2 separate regions of the Homo sapiens genome follow, and region 1 is linked to region 2. A link is an interaction called in ENCODE POLR2A ChIA-PET data of the cell type or tissue named here. Cell type or tissue: PC-3. All regions are shown on one strand. Links, peaks and the distances in the headings refer to the core of each region. The heading gives the core; the rest is flanking DNA.

The links. Peaks named below come from ENCODE experiments on the same cell type or tissue, not always from the same donor. Only the 100,000 strongest peaks of a DNase experiment are listed, where the experiment ranks them.
Region 1: POLR2A ChIA-PET joins it to region 2 with 23 read pairs; 7 of 35 experiments call an interaction of 5 or more read pairs at or near these places.

The regions. Positions count from the first base shown.
Region 1 is chr7:116,383,710-116,386,629 of GRCh38, forward strand. No RefSeq gene overlaps it. Among named protein-coding and RNA genes, the nearest start is that of CAV2-DT, 110 kb to the right of the region's middle. In PC-3, for the core only: no CTCF peak of the experiment used is centred there; a DNase peak (open chromatin) is centred at 1,742; H3K4me3 peaks cover 276 bases; H3K27ac peaks cover 2,028 bases.
Region 2 is chr7:116,519,871-116,522,790 of GRCh38, forward strand. No RefSeq gene overlaps it. Among named protein-coding and RNA genes, the nearest start is that of CAV1, 3.7 kb to the right of the region's middle. RefSeq lists an enhancer at 2,879-2,920. In PC-3, for the core only: no CTCF peak of the experiment used is centred there; DNase peaks (open chromatin) are centred at 1,401 and 2,621; H3K4me3 peaks cover 535 bases; H3K27ac peaks cover 1,755 bases.

The DNA of each region.
Region 1 (2,920 bases), core at 301-2,800, 140 kb before region 2:
TTGACCTCTTTAGATTTTTATCTTTTTGTCTCCAAGAGGGTTATCACAGTCCCAGGCATCATTTCTGTGTTCAGGTAAGAAAGAAAGGGGAAAAGGTGACTTCAGTCATGTCTTTTAATCAGGAAAACAAAAGCTTCCTTAGAAAATCCTTATACTTCCTCCTATCTCAGTGGTCAGAATTGAGTCGACTGACCACTCTATCTGCAAGAGAGGCTGCGAATATGAGTATCTAACCTGCCAACCTCTACAGTGAAAGGAATAAAGGGGTAGGAATGGGTGTTAGGTTGACCAGTCAGTGTTTATCACACTATCTCCTACATACATCATACTAATTATTTTTTAGTGCCTTTGTCTAAATTGCTGCTTGAATATGGAAAGTCTTTTTCTGAATCTGCTCACTTATCTTTTTATTTTTTTATTTTTCTATTTACAAAAATAAAGCATGCTTACTATATGAAAATTCTACCCATCTTCAAGTCCCATCTCATGTCCTACTAAATCCATAAAAATTATAGGCAATTCTATTTCTCCTTATTCCCTTTTCTCTAAATTCTTGAATAAATTATAAAATTTAATACATAGGAATATATAGCATTGCATTATATATGAAATACCATATTATACCATATACCATATGCATATACCAATTGCATCTGTATAAATTAATTACATTACAATATGTGTGTTAGGTGCCCTTCTAATTACTTTACACATTTTAGGATATTAAACCTCACAACAACCCTAAGAGTGTGCCCTATCATTTTCTCCATTTTTACAGTCAAGAAAACCAAGGCACAGAGAGGTTAAGTAATTGCCTAAGGTCAGTTAATACGTGGCAGATCCGGAGTTTAACACCAGGCAGTTCAGCTCCAGAGTCTGTGCTTACAAACACTTTGCTTTTCTGCTTCTTTAAGGAGATGTTGCTTAACTTTTCTGAGCCTCTGTTTCTCTACAGCAGAAATAGGGTGATAATAACTTCATGTGGTTGTTTAAAGAATAAACCCGCCGGGTGCGGTGGCTCACGGCTGTAATCCTAGCACTTTGGGAGGCTGAAGTGGGTGGATCACGAGGTCAGGAGATTGAGACCATCCTGGCTAACACGGTGAAACCCTGTCTCTACTAAAAATACAAAAAATTAGCCAGGTGTGGTGGCACACATCTGTAGTCCCAGCTACTCGGGAGGCTGAGGCAGGAGAATAGCTTGAACCTGGGAGGCAGAGGTTGCATTGAGCTGAGATGGCGCCTCTGCACTCCAGCCTGGGTGACAGAGCAAGACTCGGTCTCAAAAACAAAACAAAACAAAACAAAAAAGAGAGAAAGAAAGAAAAAGAATAAATCCAATAACAGAAATAGTCCCTGGCACAAAGCAGGGACTCAGTATGAAATTTCCCTTCCACCTACTTTTTGGTGGCTCCCCTGCCCAGTGACAGCTCAGCAGACATTAAGAAACACCAGCCAGCCACTCCCACAGACTAATGTTTTCTAGGCTAAAAGGCCCCAGATCCTTTAAAAATTCTTCACAAGAGGAGTCAAAGGAAAGCTTTCTTAAAGATTAACAGACATTTCAGTTTCATCTACTTCTTAAATGTGTTAAAGGATAAGAATTTGATAAATTAACCTACGTTCTCTGCTCCTTCACATCACTACCCTACTTCACCAACATCAGTGCAATCCTGACTCTCCCCCAACTCCCCACCCCTTAATGTACACTATACCTTGTGATCATCACTGTATTAAATGGGTGACACACGTTGCATTGAGGTGTGACTAACACAACTACATGCAGAATCTGAGGCAAGTTCTTGGCTTTAGCTCCAAATACGTTTTTGAAACTCATAGCAGGGGTCATAGTTGTGAAAGTCAAAGATTCTAATTCACAAGATCCATCAAAATGTCAGCTTTAAAAATGTAAATGTTAATCCTATTATTTGCCAAATAGAGAAACAGGTGACAGACTCCAAAGGCCTTGCTTTGAAAACCAAAATTGTCTCTCCCAGCCACAGTGAATTAAAATTGAATCTCTGAGAATTAGCACCACCCATTTCACCAATAAGAAAAGCCATGTGGCCAAGCACGGTGGCTCACGCCTGTAATCCCAGCACTTTGGGAGGCCGAGGCAGGCGGATCATGAGGTCAAGAGATTGAGACCATCCTAGCCAACACGGTGAAACCTCCTCTCTACTAAAAACACAAAAATTAGCCGGGCATGGTGGTGCACACCTGTAGTCCCAGCTACTCAGGGGGCTGAAGCAAGAGAATCTTTTGAACCCAGGAAAAGGAGGTTGCAGTGAGCCGAGATTGCGCCACTGCACTCCAGCCTGGCAGCAGAGTGAGACTCCGTCTCAAAGAAATAAAAAGAGAGAAAAGAAAAGCCATGTATGGCTTAAGGGAGATTACAGTTGTTCATTCTCCAGCATCTTGATCTTGACAAAGCTTTTTAAAAATGTAAGTAGCAGTGTTCTAATTCTCATGAGATTTTCCCTTGGGGTCAATTTCCCATAACATCCTAAATAAAGATTTGGGGTCAATTCTTTCATAGAAACATAAAGTAGGAGACCATGCTTAGACTCATGGGGACAGAATCACAGACACTTGACTCTAGAAATAGCCCTTATCTCATTTATCAATTCCATCCTTGAAGTGTCTGTTTCAGTGTTTCTGTTGACAAGAGACTCACTGCTCCCATATCAGCCAATCTCTTCCAGTTGTAGACAGCAATTATGAATAAATGACTCAAAATTATTTTTTAAAAAGATCTTGGTCTTTCTAATAGAAAAGACAATCTTTTTAATTCAAATAATTTTAAATTAACTAGCGTTTTGTAATTAATCATAATTATGGTGAAAAAAATAGAGCATAGAAACTCATTTTCTTATCTATTTTCACAGAAAAAAAATAGAGTTAAATGTCCAGCCATTTG
Region 2 (2,920 bases), core at 167-2,666:
AAAGATGCAAAGTAGTTTTTGACAGGGGTGTTTCTAGGGTGGGCCCTGATAAATTAAGAGGATCGGAAAGCAAAGATGTCTGTGCCTTCTGTTTCAAGATAGGGCACATGGAGGCAGTGACACCCTGGAGCTTCTCTGCACCATGACAGAGCACAGGACTCATTCTGTTCTCTACATCGCACTCAACATAGGAGGTTCCACTATGCTGTATCAGACCTACCCATCCAGATTCATCAGATTTGCTTGCAGAGAGCCCCAAGAAAGGAACAGAAATAGCAAGAAAGTGTCTCTGGCCCAAAGAGGCACATTCAATGAGCTTGAAGGACAGTGCAGCACTTGTTCTCCTGAATGGATCAATAACCAAGGACGGACAGAGTGACATACTCATCAGCAGATGCCAAGATGCACAGCTAAGGAAGAAACCCTCCTCCACAGACACACCCAAGATTCCTGGTCACATCATAAGCCCCTAGAATTTAGGACAAAATGGAAGAAACTAGAAACTGACTGAAATTAAGTTTCTGCCACCTGAAGGAATGGGGCTTTGTAAAAGAAATTAAGACCAGTTACAGAAAAAGAGAAAGTTACAATTCACATGGGACTTTGACAGTTTCCATAATGTTTTCTGTTTAAAAAGCTCTGGAGTAAATAAGGCAAAATGATACTTAATCAAGCTGGGTGGCAGGTGTCCATCATACAATTTGCCATATTTCAGATAATTGAACTATTTTACAATAAAAATACTTTGAAATAAAATATGTTTATTTGAATCTTAAATTTGTGGACTAAAATGTGTTCCCTCAACCTTAGCAACTATTGTGCTTTAGGCAGTATTCTCAGAGCTTCAAATACATCACCTCACTAAAGTTTACAAACTCCTATTGGGTAGATATCAGTAGTATTTTTCATTTTGTAAATAAAGTGAAGTTAATTTAAATAAATAGTAGGAAAAGAAAACTCTTAGCCATCTTGATCAGAAAGATTTTTAAAACACAAAATCGCTGTTTGCTTGCTTTTTTTTTGAAGAAAATAAGTGGGAAAAAATTATTTAAAATACTCAAAGTGGAAAAGCCCAATCCACAGAAGCTTCAAGTTAGAACAAGGTGAGGAAGGGGTCAGGTGATGTGGCAAGTCTTCATCCAGAAAGCCATTTCCTTCCACATATGAAATGGGCAACTGTAGGAAGGAGGCCTCAATGGGATTCAGCAGATGCAATGAATAGCAGAAGGCCTATGGGGTGGTGATGCTGATAAACAGGGTAAATACTGAGCTGAACTCAGAGATCATTAAAAGATGACATGTTTATGCACTTACACACAGATGGTTAAAATGTTGGCATGTTTATACACTTGCATGTAAATAGTCACCGCTCTGAAATGTACGTTGCCCTTCCCCTGAGGACCCTTAACTTCCTAATGATTCAGCAACTAACCAGCAGTACTCTAATGCACAGCTCCAGTGCCACGGCTGAAGTTTGAAATGATTGGTTGGTGGCTCTGCCATACTGATTATAATATCATACCTGGTGATAACTCCTATTATAACCCAAGCTGGAATTCCTTCTCTGAACGCATTGCCAGAGGCACATTTGGGAAGTCTCGGACTGCTGAGTGTTGGGAAATGTTGGAAAGATGCCTGCTTCTTAACACTATTGATATCATTGAGAGTGGTCAAACCTTTAGATTCCAAATCTTATAGTGGTAGTTAAAAAAAAGTAGCCAAGAATGTGAAAAGAACCCATGGTGGTAGGGATGGGAAGAGGAAGTTGTACCAGAGCAAAGCGACATAGAGAAGGAGATGAGAGAACATGAAAAGCAACGAATTTCACAATTTTGCCATAAGCTGACCCTGACTAGCCTACTTAAGAACCTCATGTCTCAGAAGTTGCTAACGGGTTCTCTAGTGATTTATCAACTGTAAAATGTTTCATTATCCAACAATCTCCTTAGGAAAAGGTATTTTTAATGTATTTAAGCTCTAGTATCCTCATCGCTCAGATGGTTGGTTTGGTTCGCCTGAGTGGCTTTTAGATCTGTATTTCTAGTGCCCTCTAATCCATGGGATGACCTTTAATGCTGCTTCCAAAAAAGAAAAATATTAGAGGGCAAATGAATTGCCAAATACTCATTTTTTAAGTAAATGATTTGGAGAAAGTTATTAACTCGCCTCCAAGCCCAAAGTTACCTGTGTGAGAATCAAACAAAAACAATTTTGCTTATATCATCTATTCATTTCCAATTTTGTACCTATGCTAACAATGTTCTTCTTCTCCTTTTATTTCTCATAAATCGAGAGCAGTTTCCCTAAGTCAGCTATTATAACCAGACTAAGATGTGTTTCTCTTTGGTGCCAGCTTCTTGTTGAGGCAGGTTAATGAAGAGATTGTGGTTTTTCCTCTCATTAGGAATGCATTTTGGCATTGACAACGCTTCACTGATCATTATGATTCCATGTGTTGCTGTTGATTAGACTTTTCTACATGGACTTTCCCAGCGAGATTGCTTTCCCTCGGTTGAGTACTAGTTAAGCGTTCACTTAAAGGCCTCCCTGGAAAGTCCTTTTCTTGCTGGAATGCAGGACAAGCTCCCTCTGTGTTCCTGTTGACTTTTTTCACAGTTAACATTACTCATCACAGCTGAAGACTGAATAACAATAGATGGGAAGTGGTTTCCACATTTTTCCATAGAACGTAACCCCAGTTGACTTGTATGAAGGAAAAATTAAATGAATTTATGGCAGTCATTAGAGGTGGGCTAGGTACTATAGAACATATTGAACCTGACAGTCCTTTTCTAGTGTATTGTGTTTGTTAATATTTGTTAATATAATTTGTTCAAAGAATTTAGAAATGCAATCTGACAGAAATGAAATTAAGAAAACGCAACTTTTTGGCCAGTTGTAGTGGCTCACGCCTGTAATC